Linked DNA regions of Homo sapiens: region 2 is linked to region 1. The links are chromatin loops, found by intact Hi-C in ENCODE. Cell type or tissue: endothelial cell of umbilical vein. All regions are shown on one strand. Links, peaks and the distances in the headings refer to the core of each region. The heading gives the core; the rest is flanking DNA.

What was found. Peaks named below come from ENCODE experiments on the same cell type or tissue, not always from the same donor. Only the 100,000 strongest peaks of a DNase experiment are listed, where the experiment ranks them.
Region 2: it touches region 1 in a loop (3-fold over the local background); 1 of 110 quality-filtered maps calls a loop at or near these places.

The regions. Positions count from the first base shown.
Region 1 is chr13:59,257,928-59,274,501 of GRCh38, reverse strand. It overlaps LOC105370223 (a long non-coding RNA gene), which reads left to right. Exons shown (of 3, transcript XR_941993.3): 2 at 2,137-2,271; 3 at 8,532-8,597. It also overlaps the pseudogene RPP40P2. Among named protein-coding and RNA genes, the nearest start is that of DIAPH3-AS1, 750 kb to the left of the region's middle. In endothelial cell of umbilical vein, for the core only: no CTCF peak of the experiment used is centred there; a DNase peak (open chromatin) is centred at 7,841; H3K27ac peaks cover 1,288 bases.
Region 2 is chr13:59,310,370-59,326,943 of GRCh38, reverse strand. No RefSeq gene overlaps it. Among named protein-coding and RNA genes, the nearest start is that of DIAPH3-AS1, 690 kb to the left of the region's middle. In endothelial cell of umbilical vein, for the core only: a CTCF peak has its summit at 8,425 (motif pointing right); DNase peaks (open chromatin) are centred at 6,843, 7,423 and 8,413; H3K27ac peaks cover 541 bases.

The sequences.
Region 1 (16,574 bases), core at 4,705-12,704:
TTAAAAAAAATTGTAAAGTGATATATTTTAGTATTATTTAAAAGCATTTTATTCCTTTAGATTCTTCTCCCTGCCTCTTATTTTCAGATGTCCCATTATTTCAGGTAACTCTTCCATATCTATAATTTTATAGAAATAATATATGAGCAGGTATACCCTTGAGAACATATTTTCTCATTATCAGATTGGACAATATACCTATTATATAAAGGCAGTCTTTGAAATATAAGCTATAACATCAATAATCATTTTAACAATGTAATTCATATACTACAATAGAGTCTATTACTTTCTCTGCATTTTGGGTTGTCTCATGCATTTTTGGTGCTTATACTGTATTAACACCTCTTGTTGCGCTAATTTAATGGTTTTTATGAACTTATCAAATTTTATCTCTATGTACATTAAAAATATGTTGGGTGAAGAGGAACAATTTACTAATTCAAATTTATAAAGAACAAAGCACTTGCCCTTGAATTTATATCATGGCTAGTACTTTGCAGTGCCTTCAAAGAGAAAAATAAAAGCCCTTTAGAACAGCAGTGTTTTTGTTTTTCTTCTTATTTATTTAGACACAAAGTAGCCTTGAAAGATTATCACATAATCCTGGAGACGTTTTTCTATTTATTTACTTATTTAATACTTCGAGGGGGTGGGGGAGTCTGTGTATGAAGAAAAATAATTAAGTGTGACAGGTTATTTGACAGCTTGCTAACACAAATTAACCTTCTTTTAACACTGGCTGCATGTGAACATCCAGTTTTACTCCTCTGGCTTGGTGACACAGTCACAGTTTGTAGGGACTATCCTGAAGCATGTAAAAGTTTGAAGAGCAAAGCTACTTCTGCTCTATTCTGAGCACTGTGAAGCTTTCCATGAACAATGCAATGTTTTTGTTTGGCTTGGGACCTGTCTATTGATATTGAGTACTTTGGGCAAGAATGCCATTTTCCCCTTCTCATTTAATGGTTGAAGAAACTAATGCACAGTGAAATGATGTGGCTGAGGCAGGGCTGTAAGACTGAGATCAGCCAGCACTCACCATGCTCACATTTGTTGTTGTGGCTGCTGTTTTTCTCACTTGTATTTTAGGCTCAGGGAGCACATATGTGGGTTTGTTACACGGGTAAACCGTGTGTCACTGAGGTTTGGTATACAAATGATCCCATCACCTACGTGGTGATCATAGTACCTGATAGGTAGCATTTCAACCCTCACCTCACTCCCATGCTCCGCCATCTAGTAGTCTCCAGTTGTTCCCATCTTTATGTCCATGTATACTTAATGGTTAGGTCCCACTTATATGTGGGAATGTGTGGTATTTGGTTTTCTGCTCCTGCATTAATTTACTTACAATAACAGCCCCCAACTGCATCCACGTTGCTACGAAGGACATTCTTCCATTCCTTTTTATGGCTGCGTTGCATTGAGAACATACTTAAAAATAATAAGAGCCATGTATGACAAACCTATAGCCAAAATTATACTGAATGGGAAAAAGCTGGAGCTAGAACAAGACAAGGATGCCCACTCTCACCACTCTTATTCAACATAGTACTGGAAGTTCTAGCCAGAGCCATCTGGCAAGAGAAAGAAATAAAAGGCACCCAAACAGGAAAAGAAGAAGTTAACGTATCTCTCTTTGCTGATGATATGATTCTGTACTTAGAAAATACTAAAGACTCCACCAAAAGGCTTCTAGAGTTATTAAATGATTTCAGTAAAGTTTCAGGATACTAAATCAACATGCTTTTATTTGAATCCTGTTGCTTTACCATCTGCCATCTTGCTTGTGGTATTCTTGAGTTCAGAGATCATCTCTTCTTTCTCTGAACCTCTGGGGCTCTTTATCTGTATCTCTCTCTGAAAGCATACACCATTGTACAGATGATGTATTAGCTCCTTATGCATGCCTTATCTTCTCTCCTATCCTGTGGAATCCTTGAAGACAGAAGAATCCTATCCTCACTCATGCTTGTAAAATGTCAACACTAGCCCATAAGGATAATAATAAAAATGTTATCTTCTATACAATAGTTGTATAATTCAAGCAATTATTTTTGTATGTGAATGAGAACTCCAAATCATATCCCACTAACCTTCTGAACATTTTTGTATGTTTATTTTATGAAACAGAAACATGCTTAAGTGAAACTCAGTGGAGGACATGAGTACACTTACAGACCAAAGACGCCTATCCCTCCTGTGCTTGGGCATGAAATTTCCAGAATCAGAAGAAAAGAATCTCTTACAGCATTTAGCAGAGGAGAAGTGAGTCCCAGAGCTTGTAGATGCTTTACCTCCATTTGAACATACATTGCCTAACCTACTACTTAGCTAACCCTCTCTGGGCACATCTGTCTCTAACTTCAACAGCACAAGCCTCAAATAACCCAACTCTCATTTTCTGCTGATCCCATCCCAATTCTTCCAATTCCTACTTATCAAGTGAAAAGCTGCTATCACCACAGTGGTCATCATCAGCTTTCTTTTATCCAGCATGGCAGCATTGACCTTTCCCCTCCCTGACAGCCTGGTTTGAGGGATTTGAGATTTAAACTATATTTTATCTCTGCACCTTCCTGATATTGGTAATAGAATAGGTTGGCTGGAAGACAGATTGTGAATGAGAAACTATGTTTCTCCTAAACTGTGAACCTGGCTTTACACTCTTAAAAATCTAGCTTGAAAAATGACTTTTACTCTCCTGGTATGAGGTAAATGCCGCTCCTGACCATTTTCATTTTGCCTTTTTGACATAACACTAGTTGTGGAAGCAGAGAAAAGTGGCAGAAGTTCCTTATAGGATGTCTGCCCTTAGGTGTCAAACCCAGAGATTAGTTCCTGATTAAATTTACAATGCCCTCGCTAAATTGCCAGTTGGCTAAACTTCAATTTCATTTTTTTTCATTTTAAAAATAACTATTTTAGGTTACATTTATTTTGGTTATTATTACATCCTGTGGGCTCAATAGATTTGATTTTAGCAGGTAACCAAGTGAATTAGATATCATAACACAGATGGTAAATATCTCGTTGGTGTCACCAAAGCTTAGCAAGCAGGGTATGTTTGAAATATGGTAATGGGAAAACAGCTCCAATTCAGTAGGAACAGATTTTGTTGAGTGGAAAAAGTTACAGTCATATTCTGTGTTGTTTCATTTATGCCTGCTTAGAACTCCAAAATTCTAAGAAAATAATTTCTTGGAGATCATGGAGTATTAATGAAAGGTGAAAGGACAGATGTACTATTATTGTGAAGATGTATTAAATATCATTTAGCTTGATGTAAGAAATAAATGACTTATTTCTGATTTAGGTCATACAAGTTGCACAGGTATAACATATAGAAAAAATGGGGAATTTTAAAAATTGGGGGATATGCAATGGAACGCTCATTCACTTAATAGTACACATCTGACAACTTCCTTACCTGCTTTGTCTCAAAATTTATCTCCCAGAGTTATTAAAAACAACTGGAAATAATAATTACCTTGTATTTGATAGTGAAAAGATAATTTTTCAGCAAAATGGAAGTTGTTATGTAATTGGAGAGGACATGGCCACCTCCTTTCAAAAAATGCAATAGCTAGGAAAGGAATGAGCAGGTATAGTCATACATATTCTCTGGATTTTGGAGAAGTGGATTTCCACATGTTCAGAATGATATTGTGACATGAAGATCTGAAAGGGCAACTGTCTCAAGAGGAGTCGGGTAATTGAAGGCTTGTCACTTAGAACAGGGATTGAATGTGCTGAAATTGCTCTAAAGATCAGGACTAGAATGAGTGGACTGAAGCTAGAGGAAAACATATTTCAGCTTAATGTAAAAAACAATTTAACTATCAGAATTGTTCAAAGATAAAAATGGGCAGGCATGGGAAGTATAGTTACTTATTACTTGATGTAGCCAAACATAACTGGATGACTTCTTACCTAAATATTCTAGAGGAGAGTTGAGCAACAGATGGGTAATTGAACTGGGTGATTCATGATTATTTTCAATACTAAAATGTGCCAGTTATTGACAAAAATATTTGCTTAGGTACAAGGTCTGTTGTTCAACTCTAAAGTAGGTAATAGTGCTCTCATAAGAAGTGTTTCCTTAAGTTGTGCTCTGTATTTTCTCCTGCCCTCTTCATAATTACTAACACTGCCAATGAAAACTTCCAGGCCAGGTGCAGTGGCTCATGCCTGTAATCCCAGCACTTTGGGAGGCTGAGGAGGGCGGATCACAAGGTCAAGAGATCAAGACTATCCTGGCCAACATGGTGAAACCCTGTCTCTACTAAAAATACAAACATTAGCTGGGCGTGGTGGCACACACCTGTAGTCCCAGGTACTCGGGAGGCTGAGGCAGGAGAATCGCTTGAACCCAGGAGGCAGAGCTTGCAGTGAGCTGAGATCGTGCCATTGCACTTCAGCCTGGAGACAGAGCGAGACTCCATCTCAAAAACAAAAACAAAAACAACCAAAACAACAACAACAACAAAAAAACACTTCTAATTGCCTTCTTCCTCCAAAGGACACGTATTTAGCTTCTACTGATTCAGCTGTACACATGCTTCATCTAACGGGAGTACAACACTGAAATTATGCTGGCAACTGACCCAACTATAGTCACATAGTCAAGATAGAAACTTATTTTTCTTCCACATAATTCAAGCCTGGAGCTGGAAATTCCAGAGCTGGTATGGCAGCTCCAGAAAATCATTAGAGACCTGGCCTTATAATAGCTTTCTGTTCCAGCATCCTCAAAATTACAAGATGACTCACGGAGCTCCAGCCATCATGTCTTCATTCCAGGCAGGGATAATAATAGTAAGAGCCAGGGGCAAAAGAGTTTCCCTGGAGGTCTCTTACATCACAGTGACTACTTGGATTTACAAATGTGGTTGGGAAATACAATTCTTCAGCTAGGCACATTCCTCAGGTTCTCTCATTAAGCATGAACGTGAAAAAAGCAACTTCCAGTCTTTGCCACAGGCATCTTATTTCACATTTTCATAGCTGGGCAAGCAATGACTGCTTTCCCTAGTATATATGTAATTTTCAGTGACATACAGCCAAGGTCTAACAGATTTATAAATGTCCTACCAGTTTACAATTTTGCATCCTTAAAAAAAAATTACCATTCCTTATTTGTTCAACAAAGGTTTAGAGGAAACTCTAAACTCTAAAATGAGGAAGAGGAAGAGAGGAATAGCAGCTGGTAGGTGCACTCAGGCTTTTTTTCTACAGACTTGAGAAAATCAGCCCTGCTCCCTAATTTGCTTACCCTTCTCCACAAGAGAAAACGCTGTAAGCAATGGGGCATACCTTCCTTATTAAGGAGCTAAGCTTGATATGGTCTTTTGAATTTATGGGGCATACCTTCCTAATTAAGGAGCTAAGCTTCTTAATATGGTCTTTTGAATCTATCATGCATTCATTCATTTATCCATTAATCCAACAGTTATTAATATTTATTGAACAGTTACTATATGCTAGGTAGTGTTTTTGGAGTATAGAAATGACTGAAATAGACAAAATTTCTTATCTCCATGATACACACATATAATATCCTTCCTGAAAGACGTTCTTGGGAAAACTTTACCTTTACATTCAGATGATACCATAACTGATTGGCAGCTATCTAGCTCTGTACTGATAGTTGCCTCCACAAGGGAAATCAATCAAGACTGTTCACACACTCCATTTCCCTTTCTCCTTCTCTATCAGAGGCCTGATGTGCCCCTCTGACAGTTCCAAAACTCCTGTACACTCCCGCAACATCTGGTCTCTTAAAAATCCAAATTCTCTAAGCTTACTTCTCTCACGTTTGGCCCCAGAATCTTCTTTAAAAGCACTTGTCTCTTGTCAAGAAGCAGTTTGGTTATAGTGGTTTTTTTTTTAAAAGCTCATATTTGCTAATTGCTTGTGCCCTGTGCTAAGAGTTCATTGACTCTTCGCAAGAAGTGTATTTTAAAAATTAGGAAATTAAACCTTAAAGAGGTTAAAAGACATGTTCAATGTCTTTGAGTGCTTTGCTAAACTCTAACTCAGATCTGCCTGGCTTCAGAACCTTGCTCTTAACCACTGACTGCATGCATAGTTTTTGATGTTTCAATGCCTGATGAATTTAACTCGCTCAGAGAGCATTTGGATTATATTTCATTAAAATATTGTTTATTTGTTTATTATCCTAAACACATAAATGATTTGATATGTGTGTGTGTGTGTGTGTGTGAGATATACTCTTTCATCTACAAATTTTTCAGCAATGATCTATTCTCCAGGTGAAGACAAATAATGTAGCTGACAGCTGTTCCTAACTCTTAAGGAAGGTGGATGTCAAAAGTTTCCGGAAAAAAAGATGTGTCTAACCCTGGAATGATCTAGGCAAAAATTACAGATGATTGAAGTTGGGAGAGAGAGTAGGCTTTAAATGGGGCAGAATTTAACATCAGGAAGAATGAGCTGAACTTTGATGGAGAGAGGATGGGACAGTGAAAAGAGCATGAGTTTTAGAGACAGGCAGCTTAGAATTTCTGTCTTGTCTTCACTACTTAGTGGCACAAAAAATGTAAGTTATTATGTCATTCTGAGTATCAATTTACTCATATTTAAATGCAGGTAATAATATTATAATAATATCAGCCTATTAGCCTTATTGTGAGGACATGTGATTATATGCTTAGTAAGTTTTCATTTAATTGCTCTCTGGTGGGGGCAAGGTATGAGCATTTAAAAAAATCTCCTCAGGTGGAATTCCAAACACTAAGTGTAGAAGGACTCACCATTAGACAAACACCACAGTAACAATTGTTGTAGACAAGATCTATTGACGGATGTTAAAACAAGTGGATGCAAGTTTGACAAGAAACAGTATTTGCAGAGTTGCAAAGTGTTATCCCTAAGATATGTATAACTGCAAAGGGAAAAATAGTAATATTACCATGGGGAAACCCAGTAAATGTGACCTGAACCAAGCAATCAAAGTTAACAGCAGCAAGAATAGGATGTTAATATCACAAACCCCTTGATCTGACACACTGAGAAGCGCCCATCACTTCTGTGGTATTCTTACAGAAATGCATCACTTCATTCTGAATATGAGAAAACATCAGAAAAACCTACACTGAGGGAAATTCTATGAAATAACTTGATCAGCACCCTTCAAAAGGGTTGAGGTTATGAAAGATAAGGAAAGACTGAGGTAGTATCAAAGATTGGAACAAACTAAGAAGAAATAACAATAAATCCAATACTGAATAAAGAAAAAATGTTAGTGAGACAACTAATACAATTCTAATAATCTAGTTAATAGTATTGTACCAATGTTAATTTTCTGACTCTGATCATTGTACCATGATCATGTAAAGAGTTAATGTTATAGGAAGCAGGTGAAGGATATATGAGAACACTTGGTGCTATTTTTTTCTACTACTCTGAGTCTAAATTAATTTAAAATAAAAAGTTAAAACGAAACAAAAATTTCTTCAGTGATTCTAATATGTAATGAAGATTGAGAACCTGCAGCTTAGAATATAGAGAATTCTCAGTGAATGATAGCTATTACCAAACCTGGCTACAGTGCTATGCATACCAATTAGTTTTGCTGTTAAGGAAGTACCGTTCATTTTTTAAATATTTGTCTGACTGACCTGTGTGTGTCTTTCCAGATAGTGATACTTGGACATATTCAAATATAGTATAGTCTTGAAAAATATAAGTAGTCAAAGGAACTTTTGCATGATTCAACTTTAAGAATTCTGTGTTTTTCTAGATAACAGGGGAACAATGGAAAACTCTTGATTTCCCTGTCAAGAATGTGAGTGAACTTCACCCTTGCTTGACTCTCTTGATCCTCCTTAATTTTGCAATATTTTTCACAAATAAGAAGGGGTGTCTCCTTAAGTGTGGTTTCTCATATGAAAAACAATAGTACCTGTTAGTCATTGGGCAATTTCTAGGGCAGAACCATTATCTTGGTTTGATTAGCAAGGAAGGAAGGAAGAGGAATTATGGAAGGGAAATTTGTGTTTATTTTCCAGACCCAAATTTAGACATTCAGATTGTTTCTCTTAAGTAGAAAATGTTAAGTAAAGCATAAATGTTTTCTTCAGCATGTATCACCCACAAGAGAGTTTAGGAAGGAAAGAGGCTGCAATAGTTATTTGCCTGTTTGTAGAGTTTTAATAATTACTCGTATAGGCAAGACTGCTCAATTTGTAACCTTAGATAATTTGAAATAAAAATTCCACTCAATTTTGTAACAGAGTTTAAGGTTCTTAACTTCTTCCAAAAGGATCTGCAGATAATGGCATGGTTGTTTATACACTCAAGTGAAAATGGGAAATTTTAACTATTTTAACGAAAAATATTTCAGGTTTTTTTCCCTAAATCATGAAGACTTTAACCTGTAGGAGCAAAGGTCTGTGAAGTTAGTAGTTCCAAAAGTGGTATGGTTATCTGCATAAGTTTCTTAACATCTTTGTACGCATCTTCCTTATCTGCAAATGGCACTAATAATAATGATTTCTTCACAGCATTGGTATATGGAATGGCGAGTTTATGTTTTTAAACAGTGCCTAGCATAGTACCTGATACATGGTAAGTATTAAATATATATTACCAATTTTGTGTTTGTGTGTGGTGTGTGTGTGTGTGTGTGTGTGTGTGTGTGTGTTTCCAAGAAGCATGAAAAAGAAAAAAAAGGAAGGCTGGGTTAAGGAAAAAATCTACACCCAGTTCTGGTGGAAGCCCCAGACAGTGGCCAGTACTTAACAACTCCCTACAGCTTGGCTGAGTATTTTTGCCTAGTTACTGATATATAACAGGAGTTCAATGATTATTGCTAACTAAATTAACATAATCTTGCTCTTGCAAAAGCCCTCAACTCCATTTGCTCTCCATTTCTCTCCATCTTGACCTACAATAGCTCGTGTTTAGTTGAGTCCACGTAGCTTCTCGTTGGCTATCCCTGGCTTTCCAAATACTGCTGGAGAAAGTTACGTGGATGGGCTGACTGGTTTCACTTTAAATTATTACAAACTTCGAGTGGGCCTTCCGCAAGTACTAAGAAATCATTTCCTCTGTAACTCTGCTTCTCTACCCAGCAAGATTTTAATTTCAAACTTTCTCTATTCTCACACCTCCCACCCTCTCATTCTTAGCTGAATACTTCACTTCATTTTTCATTCAGAAAATAGAAAACAGAATGAAAACTCCATCTGCCCACAACTAAATCTAGAAACCTAAATTCCTGTGCCCCCATCACCGTTACATTCCCACCCGTTACTATGGAGGCCAATCTCTCTACTGGGGCTCTGAAATCTCTCTGCTGACTGTCAAGGACACCCCCTTTTCTGATATATATATACACACACACACACACACACACACACACACACACATATATATACACATACATACATATGTATATATACATTTTCCAACATTCTTAATCTCTCCCACCTCCCTTGATTATTTCCATGAATATATAAACATATCCCATTACTTCCCTTCTCATAATGTAATCTTCCATTGATCTGACATCCCCTTTAGCTATGGCTCCATTTCTCTGTTCCTCTTCAGAACCCAGCTTTATGAAGGATCAAGTATTATTTTCTCTCTTCCTTCTTTACTTTCTATAGGCTCTTCATCCCACTCCAATTTCACTTTCACCTTCATCATTCCAGGTGGTGAGTTTGTAGTGTGGTGGTTTGAGTTCAGTTCAGGAGGACATATTAGGAAAGCCGTTGGCCTTAAATTCAAGCCACAGGCTCTAGTTTAGATCCCTTAGTAAATGATAATTTGATTTCTAATTCAGACTTCCATCTAGAAACTGGGAAAGGAAGAAAGGAAGGTCATTTATTGGCCCCATGAAACCTCAGCATCTTTGTGGATTAGCTGAGAACAGTAAAACTAGACAAGGACTAGAAATTGGGACTCAATATGAAGATTAGGTTTTGTAAATGGTCATTTGGCTTTTGTAAGTGTGGATTGTATTGATTTTGACCTTGGTGGGGTATAGCAGGTAAACATAGCTGGTGTCTCAAGAGCAAAGATAATTTTGGTTTTCAGAAGTAAAGATAATTTTATCACCTTACCAAGTTGAGGGCTTTGGTAAGAGAAGGCTTGATGAACAGGCTGGGGTGGCAGATGCTGACCTCAGTCAGGCAGGTGCAGCTTCTCCCTAAATGGCATAGCCAATGTATGGATTCGTTTATATAGAAAAATAGTCTTTCCATCCTAATTAAAATTTGCCTCAAAACAAGGGGAGCTTTAACATATGGAGTGAAAGTAATTGGAGTTGAGAAACTCAAGAAATTAACAGGGAATGTGTCAGATGGCAGACAAAAATGGAGACCAGGATCTGAGTCAAAGTAACAATTTGCAAATTTGGTTGGAATTTTCTATAGAAGAAGATCAAGGAATGTTTTGTACAATTTTGAAAGATTTCCACGAAAACAAGATTTTTTAAAAATAATTTTGGTGTTCAAAGTATGTTAGCTCTTTGAAAAATTTACTCAAGTGAATTACATGAATCAGCCCATTCTCTAATGGAACTGTTGGCTCAACTTCTAATTTATATCTTGAATACAGTCCTATCTTACCATTTCCACTGCTTCTATCAGAGTCCCAGCCATCATTATCTTTTACCTAGGCTATTGCACTAGCTTCCTGGTTTTCCTCATATTTTTGCCCCTCTAGAGTCTTCCTCTACACAGCAGCCAGAATGACCTTTTACAAATGTAAATCAAATCATACCACTCTCCTGCTTCAAATCCTACAGTGGTTCCCATAGCAATTAAGTTAAAATCCTCATTACTTATCATGACTTACAGGGACCCTACATAATCTGGTCCCAATCATCCCTCATCATCTTTCCCCTGACAGTTATGCTCCAACTACAATCCCAGGTCATTCTGTTTTTAGAGACTTTGCAAGTTTTATTCCTTCTGCCCTGGAAGACTTTTTTCTCCCCACCTCCCTTCAGACCTTAGTTCAAATATTATCTCCTGAGAGGGGCGTTTACTGACCTCATTATCTAAATCAGTGCTCGACCTCATCTTGTTCCCATCTTTTTTTATAATTATTATTTTAAAACTTTGTAATTTTGATGGTGGACAGTCATTATTTGCCCCAATAGCCTTCTGAAGCCAATAGTCCTGATTATTAAAAATTACAAAGTTGTAAAAATGTTTCTCTTTTTTAAAAATAATATTCATTTTCTCTTTATGAAACAGGGCTGTCTGCAAAGTCTTGAACTGACAATGTAATCTGAGGAACTAACTTTGTTTAATCAGAGTAGTGAGCTAGCTGTTCCATTAGGAGACAGATCCTCTCTGGAAATATGCAACCAGTGATTGTATACAAGGATTCTTTGCCACCACCGTCCTTGGCTGAGGGTAGCACTGAGTTGATATGAAATTATTAGGCCCATTGTTTTTGTATAATGCCAAGCCAAAAGAAAACCAAATTTCAATGGCTTCTTTTCCTTGGAGAGCCAAGACGTCCTTTCATATGTCTTAGAATCTGGGTTAAAGGATAAGCCTATCAAATCAATGAAAACACTAAATTTCATGATTTTCTGCCAGAATACTCAGGTGGATGTCCTTGAAGTCTAGTTTTTTCATGTCTTTATCCAGTGATAAAATTATTTTTCTGTTTCATACCTGGGCAGTAATATTATCTTCATTAATATTTGCATTGCATTTTAGTGCAACCATGTAATCGTGGCAATGTTTCTCCATGAGATGCAGGTGGTGTGACTAGTGGCAGAATTTGGATTTCTGGCAGACCAACAAGTGTCCAGGGGCCTCTTGCAGGGACCTCTTGCAGCTCCCTCTGGGAGCTATGTGTGCCCCACTCTCATCTTGCTACCTTCTAAGCCATGGCTTTTTTTCTTTCCATAATGCCTAGACAAATATCATCTTATTTGTTTATGTGTTTGCTTGTTGTCTGCTGTGTCTCAGTAGAATGGACGCTGGATGAGGACAGAGACTTTGTCTGGTTTGTGGTTGTAGCCCTAATATCTAAAACCATGCCTGACACTTGATGAATATTTGTTGCATCTTTTATTAGGCTATTTGCGTCTCAACATCAGACTCACCTTTCTATATTTTGCTTTGTGCAGTTGGGGCTGGGACCCTGCAAGTCACTTTTCTCCCTTAGAGTTGAACTCCTGTTTGGTTCTACCACTTGGGGGCAATAGAGGTAAACTGCAAGGCTAAGGAAGGAAAAGACTTCGTCCTTGTTTCTCTATTTCCCCTATCAGAACCACTGTAACAACACCTCTTTACCCTGGCAGGGACAGTTGATTCAGCAGCAATTGGTTCCAGTTTGCAGATTTTTACAGTGCTGGAACCAGCCTTATCATTTACTCTCAGATACGCTAACATCAGCCTCTAGCACCCTCTCCAAAGACTGTGTCCAAGCTCCACGGGAGCCTTCCTCTGAGCCTGTAAGCTAGCCCTGTCCAATGAAATAACAGGCAAGTCACATATGAAATTTTAAACTTTCTAGTAATGACATTATAGATATTTCAATGCTATTACAAGAAAGTCATGATTTGTTTTAAGTAAAAAAGAAATAGGTGAAATAAATACATGTTTAACCCAATGTATCAAAAAATATCATTTCAACATATAAGCAATCTAAAAATTATTGAGATATTTTACCTCCTTTTTCATACTAAATCTTTGCAATCTCATTTGTATTTTAGTCTTTCAGCACATCACAATTTGGGCTAAACACATTTCAAGTGTTCCATGCCACTGGTGGCTAGTGGCTACCATATTGACAATGTAGCTCTAAGTTTAATATTCCCAGCATGTCCCCTTGTTCTCCAGCCCTTGGGGAGGTAGTTGCTTTCTACATTTAGCACCTCTAGGAGACCTCCAGGTTTTCAGTTTTGTAAATCCTAGTTAAGATTTCTTTGCATTAATTAAATTCTCTTTATTAAAATAACTGGTATGGTTTTGATTCCTTAGCTGGATCCTATCTGATACTTTTGTTCAGCAAATGAATGATGATGCTAAAAAATGAGATTTTTAAATCTTAAAATGCTGCATAGACAATATGGCATAATTGCACATTCGGAACAGGGTAAAAGGACTGTGTACTCCTAGAGAAATAGAGCATGGCAGATTGGCTTTGTAATCTGAGATCTGCCCACACATGAGCTGGGGAAATTCTGTCTTTCTTTCGGACTGTGAATTAAATCCCAGTTTGGTCACTTTCCGACCCCCTGTTTCACCTCGCACCACAAAGAGACATGTGACCACAAAATCCAATGGATTTTGTCCAAGACTTTTACAAAACCACAGGATGGGTTTTGGAATTACCTATGTATAATACCAAAGTAAGGTATAATATCTTTGCCCCTAACAATTTATGTAAATTTTAACATGTTTACCTTTTGTAGGCTATATTGTCAGCTACATCTAGGTAAAGTTTAAGTGATGAGATTAAAAAACAAATTGATCAACAAAAAGATAACCATTTACTTGATAATAAAAGCCTGCAAACCAATATAATTATGTTCAACTTTTCAACTAAGTTCTGTTAAATTGCTTTTCTGTATACAAATACAGTTTTGGTGGTCGGTATATTTTACGTTAGAATATCTGAATATGAATAAAATATTTCTTTTTGCCACATGCCAAGAGGCTAGACCACAGCCATTTTATTTGGTCAAGTTATTTTTGTATCAGGAAGGTGACAGGCTGGGCTAACTCTGATTTCATGAAGTCAGGGAAGCAATCCTTGCTATTTTAATGAATGGGGGCTAATGGACTCTTAGAGATCCTGTTCAAGTTCTTAAGAGTTTCATTCTTTATTGTTTCATCATGCCCCTTACTGCCTTTTAACCGTTTTCTTTCTCTTGTTCCCTGGTATTTTTTGCTGCTTTTTTTTTTTTCTCCACTTAGAACCCTGATTCTTTTCCTGTTTAATGGATATGCTTCCCTTTAGGACCCACAGGAGCATTCCCTGATGGAGCCAACATAGCTGGAGAAAAAGCCTGTTTTTTTTTTCTTAAAAAAAAAAACAAAACACATTTCCTACCCCCTACTTTGTGTCTGATCTTTCATCTTTACCTTAGACCTGCTTCAACTTATATTTTTCATTATAACTTTGTGTAACTTTCCATTCCTTTTGCCATTCTCTAGTCTTTTCCCCTCCCACTAATATAAATTCTCAGCACTTAAATCAAGACTTTTCTCTTCAAGGCAGTATGTGAACTTTAGTTAATCCTCAGCTCACGCTCCTTTATTACCACTGCTATATAAGGCAGGAAGGAGATTGAGACTTCCCCAACTCCCAGAGGGGTCAATTTGGTGTCTGAACTAGAAGTCAGATAGGCCTTATGCTTAGTTCTTTATTAAGACTGGGAGATAAAGGCTCCGTCTCTCTCACATAACAGTCCCCTGGATTTATACAGTGCCCTTTTCCTGAGGATCCAAAAGCATCTGAACACATTTTGCCCATAGTCTCTCAGGTCCGAGGAAATAAATGCTCGCCAGTATACCTGTTTGCTAAACATAATCAGAATGGGTCAAATAGGATTCAGTCAATGGCACTGAAGCAAATGTAATAGTCTCCCTCTTCCTTTCTTTGTAATTTGGATTTTCCAGGGAATGCGTGTATAGAAGAGAACTCTGCCTTTGCATTTACTGCAGGCAGATGCTTGCCTCCTTGGCATAGCTGCATGGTATGCAAATCAGTAGCTCTGGGAGATACAAATCTCACAGGCTGAATGGATTTTCTGTGGGCCAAAGGGCATTTACAAATTAATTGCAAAGCTGCCCTAGGACACTGTTGTGAAGTAGGTTGGTAACTTGCTCAAAGTCACTTTGTTGATGAATGCTGGACCGAGAAAAGAGTACCCTACTCCAGGAGCCGCCCTTCCTATCACTCCGCACTGGCCTCTGAGTTCTCCCTACCAGTGAGACGTACAAACTGAGGTGCTACCACAATGTTTCCAGTTGGAACTGGCTGCAGTAATTTGCATCGAAAGGGATGTAGTCACTTACCCTCTGCCTAACTGCTACTGAGTGGGCTTGCCTGTTCTGATTCCACAGAAGTTTGAATCTCCTCTGGTGTGAGGATACGCAGGAGACTGCCTGTACTCAACAGGCTTCAGTTAAAGCAGTTAAAGCTCTGCCTCTTTTATGAGGTTACACACCCAAGGCCCCGAGCACATTGTGTAGAACTGGTGAGTGCAGAGTGAATGATGAGAAATTTCCCCATTCTCTACTACACCCAAGGCATCTGTATTAGCTTCCTGTGGCTGCTCCAACAAGTTACTACAAACTTGAAAAAGTTATTCTATGGTAGTTCTGGAGGCCAGAAGCCCAAAATCAGTATCACTGGGCCAAAATCAAGGTGTGGGCAAGGACACCTCTCTCTATGCAGGTTCTAGGGAAGACTCCTTTGCCTCTTTGAGCTTCTGGTAACCCTAAGGCTTCCGTGGCTTGTGGCCACATCAGTGCAATCCCTGCTTTCATGGTCATATCGCTTCTCCTCTTTGTCCATATCAAATGTCCCTCTGTGTCTCTCCTACAAGCACACTTGTGATTGCATTTAGGGCCCATTCATATAATCCAGGATCATTTTCCCATGTCAAGACCATTAACTTAATCACATCTGCAAAGACTCTTTTTCCACATTAGGTGACATTTACAGGTTCCAGGATTGAGAACCTGATATCTTTGGCAGCTGTTGTTCTTCTAAGGTAGGGTGCTAGATCAAGGTAGGTATGTGTCTAATTTCTAACCTCTCTAAAACTACTTAAACAATTTGTCATTTTAAAAATGTAAGGCAATTTTTTCAAAAGGTGTAGGGCCAGTAAATACTACTCAGTGTAATTTAATGTACTCACCATGTTGGTTGTGCAGTTCTTTTGTAATGAATGGAGAATTTTCTGGTTTGGCCATATATTTGCCAGGCTATATCCAAGACTTGTAATGTTAGGGTATTGTTTCTCCCAGACTCAAACCTATCAACATACATTTACTGGATTTGTACTTTTGGCCATCCAGGGAAGGAGCAGCAAAAGAATAAAGTTCTCTTGAGTATTGTGTGAGTTGGCTTGTTATGTGGGGTTTGGGGAAGATTTTTCTTTATGAACAACTCCCTTGCCGCTTCTCCCTTCGTGTTATATAACTGATATTTTTAGCACCCTATGGCATTTATATTTTCTCAGAAGTCTGTGTTACTTTTATTTCCTTAAAAGAGACTATCAGGTTGGTATGTTTGGATTTTCGCTGTTATTCATCTCTGTTTGCTCAAGGCACAAACTACTTTTTTCCTATTTTTTTTTTTCTTGGCTCATGGTTGATGTAGTAAAAGGCAAAGACTGGATGATACTTGGAACATTTTGAAATGTGCTTACATTTATCTTTGCTTGAGAAGTCTCTTAATAGGGAACTATACTTACCATATCAATTTCATGCAAATATGAAAAGGATTTCAGTCTATCCTCAGATTTTTGGAGGAAGAAGAACCCTAACGGCTTATAATTAGATTTGAGGTTTGCTTAAATTCCAGGTTCAAAGAAAGACCCATAGGATGTGAACTCATGT
Region 2 (16,574 bases), core at 5,257-13,256, 52 kb before region 1:
GTTGTTCACAGTTAACAGTCTTCAACTAGTGAGTGTAGAGGAAATGTAAACAGGGCACTCACTGGTATCATCAGCTATACTTGATAATAATGTTTACTGTATTTATCTCCTGACTAGAAAGCAAGGTCTACAAATGTAGAGACTTTTTCTGTTTTGCTCATGAATGTCTCCACAGTTTCCAGAATAGTACTTGGCACCTAGTACTACTCAATAAATATTTGCTGAATGAATAAATGATCATCTTAAATATTCTACATTTGTTCTACATTTGCTTGGCTTGAACAATGTTTCCTTTGGGAGGTACAATTTTGTTCCTCAAACACTTTTGAGGGTAGCTTGCTCACGTGATGCTTTTGGTTGCCTTCTCAGTTTGCTGAAGTTATTAATAATCAGAGTTTCTGGTCAAGAAGCAACTGGTTCTTTGTGATGTGGATAGGACAAACTGATCCTGTGCATTGTATCTGACAAGGATTTCATAACTTAAAGTCAAAATTAATCATAGAGTCCAAAAGTCAGATTGCTCCGTAATCTTCTCCCAGGCTATACTTAATTATTGGATTTTGCATTTCTGTGGCTCATAAAATATGCAGAATATTTTTTCCTTTTAATGTTAGAGACCCTGAACTTAACTAAATTGTGTGTTTTTATTATGTAGTTTAAAAAGCTTTTAAAATCTCAACTCTTAAGAATGAAAAATTAATACCTGGATGAACTCTGGACATCTCACATAGCTTCCAAGGTTATCCCACTAAAAGAAACATTTTATCAAATAAAACATTATTTGAAAGCTTGGTGAACTAAACAAATAAATTCTGATATTCTCTTGGAAGGAATGTGAGGTTTGGCACTCTACTTTCTTGAAACTCCCCTATAACTGAAGAAGTCCTGGGGGACAAAGGAAGTCCATAGGAATGGAAGACTGGCAGAGGCCCTTCCAATTCCAACTCTCAGGATTTCTGTGCAAGAATCTGCTACCTTCTTTTGGTCTGTTCTTAGGCTTTCTAATGCTCTTTAGCATTTTATTACAGTATAACTGTAACCTTAGGAGTCATCATTCGGCCTGGCGCAGTGGCTCACGCCTGTAATCCCAACACTTTGGGAGGCTTAGGTGGGCGGATCATGAGGTCAAGCGATTGAGACCATCCTGGCCAACATGGTGAAACACCATGTCTACTCAAAATATAAAAAATTAGCTAGGTTCTTTGGAGTGTGCCTATAAATCCAGCTACTTGAAAGGCTGAGGCAGGAGAATCGCTTGAACCAGGGAGTCGGAGGTTGTAGTGAGCCAAGATCACGCTACTGCACTCCAGCCTGGTGACAGAGCAAGACTCCGTCTCAAAAAACAAAAAACAAAAAACAAAAAAAAAAACAGTCATCATTCTTTTTGGGTGCTTGCTACGTGCAAGACCATAGTAATTTGATTTGTCTTCTAACTTTTATAGTCATCCTGGCATCATACGTAAAGTTATTCCCATTAAACAAGCAGAAATAGGTGCAGGAGTGTTAAGTTTCCAATTTATACAGCTAGTAAGTAGCAGAACCAATATTTGAGCCAAGACTGTTTGTTCTAAATCTTCCTGGGTTTGAGTAATGCTTTATCCTTAGTGGATATTCAATAAAGAACAGTTAAGAGCCAGCATTTAATGTAAACAATGTTACTGGTTTTGTTTTTGTTTTGAGGAAGCTCAGGATCTAGGATCCAGAAAAAAAAAACATTTTATTTTGTGTTTGTGTGTGTGTGTGTGTGTGTGTGTGTGTGTGTGTGTTTGTTTAACTTTTAAGTTCAGAGGTACATGTGCAGGGTGCATAGGTTTGTTACATAGGTAAACGGTGTCATGGGGGGTTTTCTATACAGCCTATTTCATCAGCCAGGTATGAAGCCCAGTATCCATTATTTGTTTTCCTAATCCTCTCCCTCCTCCCACCCACTGCCCTCCTGTAGGCCCCAGTGTGTGTTGTTTCCCTCTATGTGTCCATGTGTTCTCATCATTTATCTCCCACTTATAAGTGAGAACACACAGTATTTGGTTTTCTGTTCCTGCATTAGTTTGCTAAGGATGATGGCCTCCAGCTCTGTCCGTGTTCCTGCAAAAGACATGATCTCATTTTCTCATTTTTTTAATGGCTGAATAGTATTCCATGATGTGTGTGTACCACATTTTCTTTATCCAGTCTATCCCTTTCTGCTCAAGGAATTCTCTCATTAAAACTGTTATGTTGGAGATAAAAACTTTTGTCTAATACAATTTTTACATCTCATAAAAATACTGGTGAATTTATTAATTTAACACTAGATAAAAATAATAAAGTGTTTCTTTATCCACTTTATTTATTTATTTATTTATTTATTTATTTATTTATATTTTTTGAGACAGAGTCTTGCTCTGTCACCAGGCTGGAGTGCCGTGGTGCAATCTCAGATCGCTGCAACCTCTGACTGCCTGGTTCAAGCAGTGCTCCTGCCTCAGCCTCCTGAGTAGCTGGGATTACAGGCATGCGCCAACACATCCAGCTAATTTTTGTGTTTTTAGTAGAGACGGTGTTTCACCATGTTGGCCAGGGTGGTCTCAATATCCTGACCTTGTGATCCACCCTCCTTGGCCTCCCAAAGTGCTGGGATTACAGGCCTGAGTCACCGCACCAGGCCACTTTATTTATTTTTATGATCTAGTATTAAGTTAACAAATTCACCAGTATTACATGTGAGAGATAAAAATTGTATTGGACAAAAGTTTTCATCTCCAACATAGCAGTTTTAATGAGATAATTCCTTGAGCAGAAAGGGCGTGACCATTTATCTATGCAGTTTTATCCACAAGGGACAGATAAATGAACACATTATGAAGGAACATCATGTTGTTGGGAAGGTCATTAAAGGTCCCTGGATAGTGGGGAGGAACAGAATAATGGACAGGTGGGGAAAGATCGCCAGTAGGCTTGTGCTATTGTGAACATGTTCAAAGTGGTAACAGATGAGAATTGAAGGACCGAGTCCTATATCAACTCTAAGATCATGGTTTTGTCATTTGTACCCATTATTTTGGCCAGAAATAAAATATGCTTTCAATGATACCAGCTCAGGTGAGGGGAAAAATATTAATAAGAGAAACAGAATACCAAGGCATTGGAATACCTGGAAGCTATAAGGGCAAGAGAAAATTATGATAGTTATAATCCTTCTATTTTTATAAGAAGCAATATAAATGCAATATCTGTTTGTCAACTAGACCTTCTTTCTTATATTATGAATGCATCTTTGAATAATGTCTCTAAATTGAGTGTGCTTATACCGTAGTGATACGATTTAGGTAATTGTCATAATCCTGAACATGTTTTGGTGCTTCTCAATTCCCATTTCTAACTGCTTCTTCTTTCTCTGGGACTCAAGAGATGCAAAATTTGAGGATGTGATTTTTGTAGCCAGTTGCCCCTATTAATGAGATTAATCTATATTAGATAGAAATTAAATATTAAATTAATCTATATTAGACAACTTAAATATTCTCTTTGAAGGCCCTAGTGTGATGTTTCCAAAGCAATGTTATGATTTATGTAAATCATATGCTATAAGAGTTTGAATAACTTAATACTCTACATTCAGAAAAAGTTTCACAAAATCATCACAGCAAAATGAAAATCTGAACTATTTAGAATTTTAGAAAGCCACCAGAAAGAATGTTCCTTACTCTTTCACAATATGTTTTCTAATATTATTGCCATGCATTAAGAAATAAAGCTTTCCTTACTCCTATTCTAATTTTCTCCTTTTGCCTCATAAGGCTATTTCTTTACTCATCAACTGCCATTATCTACTGATACATGCTTTAGCTATCATCCTAGCCCATGCTATTTAGTTCCATCAGACTCTGTGGTATATTCCTTGGGAACTGAAAGGCAGGACAGCCTACGAAAGCCCTGCAACTAGACCGCTAGAGTTCAAAATCCTGATTGTGGGAACTTATGGGCAAAACTGCTTACCAATTCTAGATCTCAGTTTCTCATGGAGTTAGTATATAGCTCTTAAGATGGTTTAAGTACCAAATGGGAGTTTATAGGTGAAAAATACAGGACACTGCCTGGTATATAGTAAGTTCTTGATACAATTAGCAAATATTTTTCCTATCTTTTTATTCTAAGATAATTTATTTTTGATAAAGTAGAGATTCTTTGACTCCTGGAGTCTATAATTTCAAGCTCAATTTCCCCAGATTTTTGTTTGTTTGTTTTTCCGTTTTGCTCTTTTAGTGATCTGACTGGGTATCCTATTGTATAGACCGGAAAATAGCTATAAATATTTGAAGGTTTCTTTAGCCATGTACTCATTAATCCACTTTTGAAAGATCGAGTATACTTATTCTTTTAAGTATATCCGGCAACTGATATCCCAGACATACCATTGCTTGTCTATATGCTAGAGATTGTTCTTTATCTTTAATGTAAATCATGATAGGAAACAACTGGCATCCATGTGTTGCTGGTCCTGTTGCTGCCTAATGAAAGCAGCCGCTTCTTTTGAGACCTTGTTCCCTTTATGCATCTTTATTTCCTCCCTTACTTGGCTTTGCTTTTAGGCTGAACGTCAACTGACTTCTCTTGATCTCTGAAAGCAAGTCTGATTTTCTAAGACTTGTGCTTGATAGTTTCTTTTGTCCATCTAGCTATCTTCTATCGACATGTACTTATTTATTTATTTTTCTTTGTGCTTGTTTTTTTGTTCTCCTGTAAACTCTGTGTAACTTTCTGTGTAATGATTGTGGCCCAAAGTGCTGCACTTTTCCAACTTTGGCCTAACCAATAGGGTTAAGAAATGCTGCTGCTGAAAAATTACCTTGCTTGTTTTTCATGATATGTCTATGAATGCAATCCGATATAGCATTTGCCTTTTGGTGACAGTGTTACACTGCTGAATCATATTCAATTTTTCATCCATTATTTCTTCCCTGGTGAATCACAGTACATTTGTCTTTATTAGCCCTCACAGTATTGACTTCCGCCCTTTCCTTCTTCTATTGATATCATACCACATTTTAATCATATCTTCCAAATTGGATTCTTGTGTCTTAACATAAAAAATGTCCAAGTGGGAAAAAGTTTGTAATCAATTTCAGCAAGCTGCATTCTGTTTCGTTATGTCATAAAGTACTGGGTATACAGGATCTTGGGGAACAGTGGGAAGCACTCAATCAATGATTGACATTAATTTTCTTTTGCCTTGAAGAGGGCTTTGTAGATATATTAATAAATTACCAGTGGCAATTGGCTTAGGTGAATTTACCATGGAGAACAAAATGAAGATTTTATGCTTACAAAACTCTATAGAATGGGCAGAATTGGACTTATCATCAACCAACATTTATTGAATGTTTACTATATTTAGGGCGTCATTTTAGAAGTGATTTTGAATAGAAACGTTTTCTTTTTGTGAAAATGTAAACACATATCCTCAGATTATATAAGTATAATAGGGGTCATTTTGATATTTATTTTCAGCCAGTTAAATATTACAACTATGCAACACTTATAGAATGCCACACTTTTTTCAAAATATAAGCACAATAATGTTATATTTCATACCTCAAACTATTTTCCTTTAGTTGGTATATTTTAGAAAATAATTCCTTTCCCAGTTCTTATGAAATAATTGACTATTTGTAACTTGGCCACTAGAAACTTTCAAAACTTAGTCTTGTATGAAACAACTTCATTTTAAAAAATTAACAGAACATTAAATAACTGAGTAGGCTCCAAATTACCAGCTAGAAGTTTACATCTCAATAGAAACAAAACATTAGAAAGTTTCATGACAGAACTGCTACAAAGAATGATTAATTGGATCAGATTTCTTTGACATATGACTTTGCTTTCCTTATGGCTTCATTTATTTGTAGCCTCTAAAGGGGTGTTTCAGTCATGGTAGCTATAGGCAATTCATTATTTCTTTTAAGAAAAAAATCAAAATGACAACCCTTTATTTTTAAACGATCAACTGCATCGTCCTTGCTATTTTTAATGATAGCTATTTGTTGAAAGTGACTGTAAAAGCTGGCATAACCTAAAAAGAATATTGGTTGTATCTCTTCCAGCTGTGAAGATTTTTCAAATAGAAAAAGCCTAATTTAATTTGGTTCTCTATTTTTTATATTTAAATTCACAACAGAACTCTGCAATAGTCTCAGGCGGGCTCAATCGAGGTGCACTAGTTTGATGCATCATTGTAAAATTCTGACACCATCTCACAGGGCTGCTGCGGTGACAGTGTTCACAGACAGAAAACATGAAGGCGAAAGTCTCTGCCTGTTTCTTTTGAGTGTAATTTACAGTGCAACTTAAACTCTGGACCTGTTTAATGGTCCTAACAGCGGAGTTTCTAGGCCAACGACTAAATCAGCTGCAGTGCTCCGCATTCACGGACAAGCCTTATGATTTACAAAATTTAATAAGCTGAGCCCTCATGACATTTCCCCCCAAGATTCTGCTTTTATAATCGCTGCCACAAAGGTTGTCAAAGGAGCATATACCCATTGGCATAATGAAACCTTACTGTCTTTTTTTTTTTTTTTTTGCACAAAAGCATATAAATATACTCCTACTATTGTTAATTCATTAACAGTGAATAAATTCTAGAGCATTCTTCTTGCCAGATCTGATAATACATTAGTGACTTTTTTGCATTGCTTTATGGAAGTGATATTTCTTGGGTAGTATTTTTGTGAGTGTCTGCCAAACAGAGTACAGACAAAGGTCAGATGACTTAACAGTTTCTCATCTGTACCCTGATGCTTTGTCAAGGTTTGCCATATGTCAGAATTCCTTGTCACAACGTGAAAGTTTATCTTTTCTACTGAGGGAACATACAGTGTCTGGTTTGGGTTTCTTTGTCTTCATTTGCTTTGAAAGGTACAACTATTTAGCAGCTTTGCCGAAGAGGCTATCATTCTATCAGCCTGGGTTGTGCTGCTTTGTTATATCAGATGGCTCTTTGAGGCCAAATTTGGTTTTCGAATAGGAAAACAAAAGTACTTGGATGATTCTGTTTCATTAAAATAGGCACTACTCTAGCCATGCTTTGGTGGCCTCTGGTACCTTGGCTTGCCCATTGCGTGATGTTGCTAAGTGAGAAGCCTGCAAAAATCACAGCCTAATCTACCTGGAATACCTGGCTTGGTTAATAGTCGTTTGGTAGCTGACATATCTAGTGGTACCATTTGCTATTAAATAAAATTATAATATTCATCAAACAGGAATTAGAAGTTACCCTGAGGCTACTCTTTTGAAGGCATGTTATTTCTGTTGAGATTGTATACAAAAAATAATGGATCTTCCATTGTTTTAGGCATATTCTCCCTTCCTTTTAAAGACACATTTCCTGAAACCAAAATAGGCACATACTCCAAATCTTCAAATCAAATTGTCTTCTGTGTCCTGTTTCCTGTCTCCCATTGTTCTTGTCTCTTTTATTTCTCCCAAAGTCTTGTTTTCCCCTATTACGCAACTCAGGTTCATGCAGATTAGTTCTGCAGCCTTTTTCCCCCCATTCAGCTCAATCCTGGGGGAATAGTATCCTTATTAAAAATGTACACATTTTGCTGCGTTTGAGAAGATTGGCTTAAATACAATGATAAACGTGAGAAAAATAGATACATTCTATTATGATAACCTGACTGCTCTATTTTCTTTTCACTACGGGGAGTTTTCATGGGTGCGTGGCAAAACAAATTGCAATCACCTGGGTATTTTCCACTCTGGTTCTGTCATTCTGAATGATAAATGTATTTATTCTTTAGCTGAGAATTAATATATCTGTACATCTCTATATATATACATATATATCTTTCCATATGCATAGGCAGATGATAAGCAACAACTAAGGAGAACAAGTTGAAAATTTTTTTTATAAGATCAATGAAAAAAATGTTTTATGTTCACATTGAAACGTTTAAGGCCTGGGGTAAGACAGCTTTTAAGGTCAACCAGAAAGGAAGATTTTCTTGTTGTAAGCATCTATCAACAGTCCTTGGAGGCGCAGTCAGCACTAGCATAATTTAATATGCCTTCTCCGTGAAAAGAATGCCTCTTTGACATCATGCCACAACTTGTACTTCAACTGAAGATTTTCAGGTGGTCTATGTTTTGCTGCATTGATTTCCTTTTATCATTTTAGTCAGTTTCAAATCCCTTTTTTTCTTATGTGTTCTAGAAACAAGGAAAATAAAGACTCATACAAAATATGTATTCCTCTGGCATTCTCTTTCCACACTGAAAACAAGCAATAGTTGCTGCCCTGCAGATGGTTAAGCAGCCCCATTCTAGGACCTGCTGAAGCTGCAGGTTGATTGTGGCTAGACTGTGGCATGGTTCCTTGGAAATTCAGGCTTGACAAGCAGAGCTGACAAAGGACAAATTGTATAGTGTCTTTTACCAGCAGGGGCCGCTGCAGAGCAATAATGGTTGGGATGCTTCTTTAGTTTGTTCTTTGGAAACAGAACATATAAGAATGTTAATTCTGTTGAGGCAAGAGATTTGGGGGAAGGGAAAATAACAGGAGGTGATGAATACAGTTGAAATCAGTCAGACAAATAAAGTAAGCTTTTAAAAAGTTTTGCCAGAACCATATGTCGAAATAATGCAGATTTTTTACCTGCATTTTACGTGTTCCTTCTGCACATGTGTATGTAAAGCAACATATAAAATTACTGGAAAAAGAAGAATGAAGCAACATCAGAGGAGTTCAGGATTTGTACATGGCAAATCTAACTTTTTTTAAAAAACTTCGAAAATCATAAACATTTTTGGAAATATGACTAGAACTATAACAGTGAAGACTGCAGAAAAATGACTCCCTGTTCACCCTCACCACTCTTCACCCAAGACAAACCACATACCTTGAATATATTGCAGTAAACTTTTTTCCTGGGAAGGTCTCTCTTCAGAAAAATAAATCAAACATTTGTATACTTTTCACATTGTTTGTTTTTAAAGACAGTTTTCTGTGGATTGCGGTGTTTTAAAGATATATGGAGGTTGCACAGATGGATAACACAGTTATATGTTTACCAAAGAAAGTTATCTGGAATATATGGACTTATGCTGGTATGTAATTTTGGAAGGGGGAAAATTAAGCTAGGTTTTCTTAAGAGTGAGGTTTTCCTTCTGTGTTTGGAATATTGAGAGTTGTGAATATAAAGATATTGCCCTGAAATATCTTTTTCCCCAAAATTTCAAAGCTGAGTGAAGGTACAGGAAAGAAAACACCAGGATGCTGTCTGTTGACCATATATCATATAATGTTGGGGAACAGTTGGTCCCCTAATTTAATTCTGTATGTAATCCAGAATAGCCTTATTTATTTAAATAGATCTGGCCTTTTCAGCAATTGCAGTAAATTCTCTTGTTTTAGTAATTAAAAAGTAAAGGGAAAGTGTACAGATAATTAAGAAGCTGGAGCACCTGTTGGCAGAATCCCATGGGAAAATACTGGCTGTAATAGAAATGTATTTGCTCTATCCAGCAGTTCAGGAATATCAGCTAAAATGTCATGCTAAATGAAAGAAAGGAAATGGAAGAAACTGTTGAGTTTAGCTTTATATAAATACAGCAAACACTTATGTATGCATTGGATTTTCTGATACCTAATTTAAACTAGTATTGATCAGAATTCTTTTAAAATTAATCTGGTACCTTGAAAGTGGTCCAGAAAGTTATTATGAAATGATATGTTATCATTCCTTCCAGGTATGAACAGGGATTAGCTGAAAAACCAGCTGAAAGCTAATGCATGAGTAAATCAGGTTATAAAATTGATACTATCTCTGAAAGTCTTCAAAGATTCAGGTCATTTCGACGAAAACTTATTTAGCATCTACTAAGTGCCAAATACTATGTTAGGAATTAGCAATCATTAGAAGAATAAGACAATGTTGCTATCCTAACGGAACTTAGAGACTGTGGAAAGGATCTCAGTGTATTTCAAAACAGTGAGAAGAGTGCTATGAAAGAAATATTCCCATAGAGCCACAGAAGTTCAGGGGTGTGTGTGTGTGTGTGTGTGTGTGTGTGTGTTGAATACTTAGACTGGGAGTGAAGACAGGCTTTTCAGTGGAGATGGTGCTTGCATTGATTTTTAAGGATTAATAGCCATTAACTAAGGAAATATAACTTGAAATTATCCTAAAGGGATTATCTTAGGTGTTCTACCACCTCGATTTTTAAAAACCATTTCATATATGAAATTCTATCTTATTTTCCAGAACCTTTGAATTAAATCTCTCTAAGGACAGCCTGACACTTCAAAGAATAGGATTTAATCATTCAACAAATGTGGTTAAGAAATTCTTCTGTTAGCTTATTTTAATAAGAGGGATATCCATTTATTCATTGATAAGCAAGTAGTGAGCTTCTACTATGTTCTGCTACTGTTCTCAGCACTGGGGTTAGAGCTGTGGATAAAAGACTTTCCCTGCCTTCATCAATCTTATCTCACATTATATGGGCTTAAATCAAATTTATGAACAACAGCTTTTCTAGCTTATAAAACACTTTTGCATGCATAGTGTTATTTAATTTACAATCCTTTGAGACGGTGAGAGCATCTGCCTTGCTCCCTTTCTTTGAGGCAGCATGACTCACCTGCACATCCACAGAGCATTAAATATGAGGCCTAGAATCCCAAGACCACCTCTTCTCCAGCTTGACCCAAGCATGATCCTGAACTTTGATATTTTGAACTTTAAACCTAATCTTGTCTATGGCCTCTTGGTCAAACTTAATAGGTCAAATTCAATAAAATATTTGTGGTTTCCTGGGCCAAGCCTTGTTTAGTATTAAGAATATGACTTCAGGGGGCTTCCAGGATAGTCATGGAGTAAAACAGTTATATAAGCTTAAATAAATGCATAATTAGACACTGTGATAAAATGGTAAAGGAAAGGCACATTGTGCTATGAGGAGATATAATGGGGAGGGGGTTAGAGGTGAAGGAGGGGCAGGTTATGAAGGCTTGTTTATGTGAGTATTTAGGAAAAGTGTGTTTGATTCAACTAAGGAAAGTTGTGCGTGTGTGTAAGAAATATGGAAGAGATAGATAGATAGATGATAGATAGATAGATAGATTGATTCCAGGAAGAGGAAAGAATGCAAGCAAAAACAAAGTGAGAGAATGTGTGAGATGAGGGCCAGGTTGGAGAGACAAACGGGCTGGATCATGCAGGGCCTTGTAAGATCCTAAGACCCATGAGAAGCACTAAAAAGCTTAAAGTGAGAGGGTGACAAGATCAGATTTGAAATATAATACTGGTTGTACTGTAGAAAACCAATTGGAGGCCAGGTGCGGTGGGTCACACCTATAATCCCAGCACTTTAGGAGGCTGAGGGGGGCAGGTCACCTGAGGTCAGGAGTTTTGAGACAAGCCAGGCCACCATGGCAAAACCCTATCTCTACTAAAATTACAAAAATTAGCAGGACATGGTGGCACATACCTGTAATCCCAGCTACTCAGGTGGCTGAGGCACAAGAGTCGCTTGAACCTGGAAGGTGAAGGTTGCAGTGAGCCAAGATCATCCCACTGCCCACTGCATGCCTGCAAGAGTAGATGTAGAGAGACCAATTAGGGATTGATTACAGCAGTGTGAGGGAAAGATGATAGTAGTTTGGAGTGGAATGGTGACTGCAAGGACAAAAAGAAATGGAAAAACATCAGAGATATTCAGGAGGTAAAATCTTATGGCTTATAAATGAACTGGATATGGAAGTATAAGGATTACTTATACATTTCTGGATTGTACAAGTTACATTAACTCAAAGAAGGAACAATATAAGAAAATCAGGTTTAAGGTGAGAGAAGATCTTGAGTTCATTTTGGAGCATGAACAGCTTGAAAAATGTTTATACTAATAGGGATTTTAAAATAGAAAGTTCAGTTTGTAGAACTAGAGATCAGAAGAGAGGACTGGAGTGAGTATAGATACCGGGGGTTATTAATTTACAGATGGGCATGGAAGCTAGTCATGGGAGAGAGCATAGACTGAGAAAAGGGTTGGGAAATGATGCTACCAATAGCTAAATATTAACAGCCAAGTAGAACAGGATAGGTCAGGAAAGAAGATTAAGAAGGAATAAACCGAACAAAATAACACAGGAGAATGTGGGTCCTGTACTTGAGCTGGGTAGAGTTTCTAAATTTCTAGACTGAGGAAGTGACCATTGTTAGGAGTGATTCCTAAGAATTCAAGTGGGGCGAAAGCTGAAAATGCCAATTGAATGTGCTCAAGGTGGAGTGGCCGCAATAGAACTAAGAACCACTTCAGTAGGGTGATGGACTGGGAGTGAGTTGGAGAAGCTTAGAATTAAAGAGGCTGATGGCAACATATGGACAATAAGCCTGAACCTCTTTACTCAGAAATCGAGCTCAGACCTGGGGTAGGGGTTAAAACAAAAAGAAAGCCTTGGGCATTCTTTTTTTGTTTTGCTTTGTTTTCTTGACACGGAGTCTCACTCTGTCGCCCAGGCTGGAGTGCAGTGGCCTGATCTCTGCTCACTGCAAGCTCCGCCTTCCGGGTTCACGCCATTCTAGCCATTCTCCTGCCTCAGCCTCCGGAGTAGCTGGGACTACAGGCGCCCGCCATCATGCCCAGCTAATATTTTTTTTTGTATTTTCAGTAGAGACGGGATTTCACCGTGTTAGCCAGGATGGTCTCGATCTCCTGACCTCGTGATCCGCCCGCCTCGGCCTCCCAAAGTGCTGGGATTACAGGGGTGAGCCATCACGAAGCCTTGGGCATTCTTAAGGATGAAAAGAATCCGGTTGAGAGGGAGAAGATGAAGATATAAGAAAGAGAGTGGGTAATCAACAATTTGTTAGAAGAAAAAGAAAGATTCTTAGAAAGGCAGTAAGGATGGAATTCAAAGTGCACATACAAGGTACAAGGATTGACCTAATATGGAAGAAAGGATCTTTCTGAATTATAAGAGAAGGGAAGCAGGGGAAGAGGGTGAGTGGGATGCAGGCAGTGGAAAGTTATGGACTTACCATGTGGCACCTTCTTTTTTTTTCTGTGAAATGGAAATGGAGGCCATTAGCTAATATTGAGATGGTGGTTGGCGCTGGTATACGGTCTCTTAAGTTATTTTATTTCATTTTATTTACTTTTGAGACAGAGTCTCACTCTGTAGCCCAGGCTGGAGTGCAGTGGCACCATCTTGGCTCACTGCAACCTCCACCTCCTGGTTCAAGTGATTCTCCTGCCTCAGCCTCCCAAGTAGCTGGGATTACAGGCATGCACCACCATGTCTGGCTAATTTTTGTATTCTTAGTAGAGATGGGGTTTCACCATGTTGGCCAGGCTGGTCTTGAATCCCTGACCTTGGGTGATCCACCCATCTCGGCCTCCCAAACTGCTAAGATTACAGACGTGAGCCACTGTGCCTGGCCTCTAAGTTATTTTAAACTTAGTTTTCCCATATGGAGTTTGACTTGGTTTGTCCTTCATGCTCTAGACATTGTGTGCTGCTTTCCCCTGTCCAAATGTGGCCTTGGAAGTTGGGATGGGCTTGGGATGGCCAAATGGCCAGGAGACCCAGAAATATCTGAATTCTACTCCAGCCCAAAGTCAACTTCCTCAATGAGGGGTATATGCAAGTAAGGAGTAATGGAAAGGAAAAACAGTGGCACTGTATTGCTAAGTTGACTTGGCACCCAGACCTCATCAGGAAACATTCTGGTAGGCTGGATTGCAGCACATGATCCAGAGGTCTAAAGCCCTGCCCTGGCCAATCATCCCACCCCCCATCATCAAAACAAAAGTAAACTTGAATTTTGGCTGACCTAATTTAAAGAAGAGAGGGACATATGATACTGCACATGTGTCCTCAGTGCCTTGGACAAGCTGGCCTCAAGGCCAGCAAGGGGTAAAAGTGCTGGCTTAGCTATTACAGCATAAAGAGCTCAAGCTCTTCTGTTCCAAGACAGCCTCTGTGCCAGCGGCAGCATCCAGAAGGTAGAGAGCCCTAATCAGCTGTGCTGGATAGACTGCACAGGTGAAACCGATCTTTTATACCTGGCATACATACCTGGACTTTTTCCTGCAAATGCAGTGCACTTCCCTGACTCACACGGATAAAAACAGTCCACAAATCTTCAGTTTAATGGATATTTCTGGGTTTGAGGTAAATTTTTTCATAGTTAAAGTAAGTTATTAAACTGCTTTCCCACCTAGAGTTAGCCAAATAGCCCAATGACAGTAGCAATTAAAACATTCTCCGTTGACCTTGCTGATCCAGGTGCTACCATTTTTTTCTTCCCTTTCTTTCAGTATTAAACTTCTTGGAGCCCTACACGTGCTGCCTTCCTTTTCTCATTGGCTAAGTCAATCCCATCATCTGCCTTCTACCCCAGATAATACTCAGAATTCACCAGTAATTTTCCCATGATCAAATCCATGGTTTTTTGTTGTTTGTTTGTTGTTGTTGTTGTTGTTTTAGTACATCTTTGATAGTTGTAGAATTGGAATTCATTCATCTGGCCTCTGTGGCACTGCATTTTTCTGGTAGAGCTTCTGTCTAAATACTACTCAGTCATGTCTACTTGTTCCTTGACCTCTTCCCATTCTACCTCCATGGATATTCATTAAAATTTTGCCTTTAACCCCTGTATTTCTTTTCTTCCTGGAAGACCTTGCATGACTCCAACTATCATCTCCATGCAGACAATTTCAAAATTTATTCCTTTAGTTCTGATATTTCTTTCCAGATCTGGTCTCATCTCTCTAGCTAAATTATTCCTTGGGCCTACTGAATGCCCTGCCATTATCTCAAATTCAGTAAATCTAATGCTGAATTAATAATCTCTTGGACTTAGCTTCTTTTTCAGTAGACTGACTAGACAATCACCTATATTGCAGCAGAAGTTTCCTAACTGTGCTGATCATCAGAATAATTTTGGTGTGGGACGGTGAACTGGGTAGTCTGAACAGCTCTTCAGGTGATTCCAATGATTAGCCAAGTTGAAAGCACTGGTCTGAAGACAGGATTATCATAGTAATTGATCTAAGGTCTCTTGTAGTCTAGGATATTGTAAGTCAATTTTGTACAATCTCTTCCCCTAAATTGGCACTGATATTTAATAGCAATGTGATCCTGGGCAAGCTATTTTGTTTCCTTGAGCCTCAGTTCTTTCATTTGTAAAATGAATATGAAAATATCTGTTGCAATGAGTGAGATTAGATGTGTGAAATACACTGTTTAGTGACATATACATAGCAGGAGCTTTCTAATTCCCTTGCCTGCACCTCTGTCCTTTCTGGTCCATTCTCCACATCACTAACAAATTGATTTTCTGTGTCACATTTCTTTCGTCACTCTTGCTTATAACCTCAGTGGTTTCTCTGACTTTCCGCAATGATACTCAGACCCCTGCTCCAGAGCAAATACATGTCATCAAGAGTAATTTGTGGTGTTTAAATGCCTTTAATTTCTGATTTAGCATTCATATAATTTGAAGTCTCAAACAGGTTGCTTTCTAAAAGTATGGATGTCAATGGTTTTGAAATTTAGATCACATCCCCTCATTGAACACTATTTTAAAAATTGTTATCTTTCATGCTACTCCACAAAAATGCATTTGGCCTTGTATAGCAGAAAACTATTCACTTATAATGAAAATATTTTAAAACAGTGGAAATAATAGAAAACAATTACACTGTACAAGTATATGAAATACTTTATCTGCATACATTTCTGGGAACAGGCCACTGGGCAATTCAGCTAGGTCCACCTTGGCTCTGAGACATATCCCCGCTAAGCTGTAAAGGATTGATTTTAGATCAGCCTTTGTGCTGAAAGCAGAAAAAAAAGGAGAGAGAGCATGGAAATTTGGATGCCTGGATGGAGTCAGATGTAGTAGCAAAAATAACTTTAAATGTTTTACTAGCATGATTTTACTGTGTTGGCCTCCTGCAATCCATGCAGGTCATTTACTTTTTATGTTGTCAGGTGCATTTTCACTCTGCTTTTTCTAGTTCCCATTAATGATCAGGGTTGAAGAGTGCAGCAGGTCCTCAAATAACATCTTTTTGCTCAATGTTGTTTCCTTATAACGTTGATAAGAAAAAAAATGATTCTGGGCTGAGGCCACTCTCTGTGTGGAGTTTGCATTTTCTCCCCATGTCTTTATGGGTTTTCTCTGGGTGCTCTAGTTTCCTTCCACATCTGAAAGATGTGCATGTCAAGTGAATTGGCATGTCTACACTGTCCCTGCATGAGCGAATTTGGGTGTTTGTGAGAGTGTGCCGTGCGATGGGATGGGGCCCTATTCAGGTCCGGTCCTTCCTGGTGCCCTGACCTGCTGGCATAGGCTCCGGCCACCCCAGACCCTGAACTAGAAAAGTTGGGTAAATAATTACCTTACTTGTTTTTATTCATCTTTCTTAAATGTATGTATGACTCACATTTACTTCAATGTTTGATGTTGGAAGTGTGTTGGTCTTTAAAATTTCATTGATGTTTTTGTGACCAGAAATACGTCATGGAAACTTAACTCTCGTTTATATCAATTAGCCTATGGTAAAATTGGTTTAGTTTT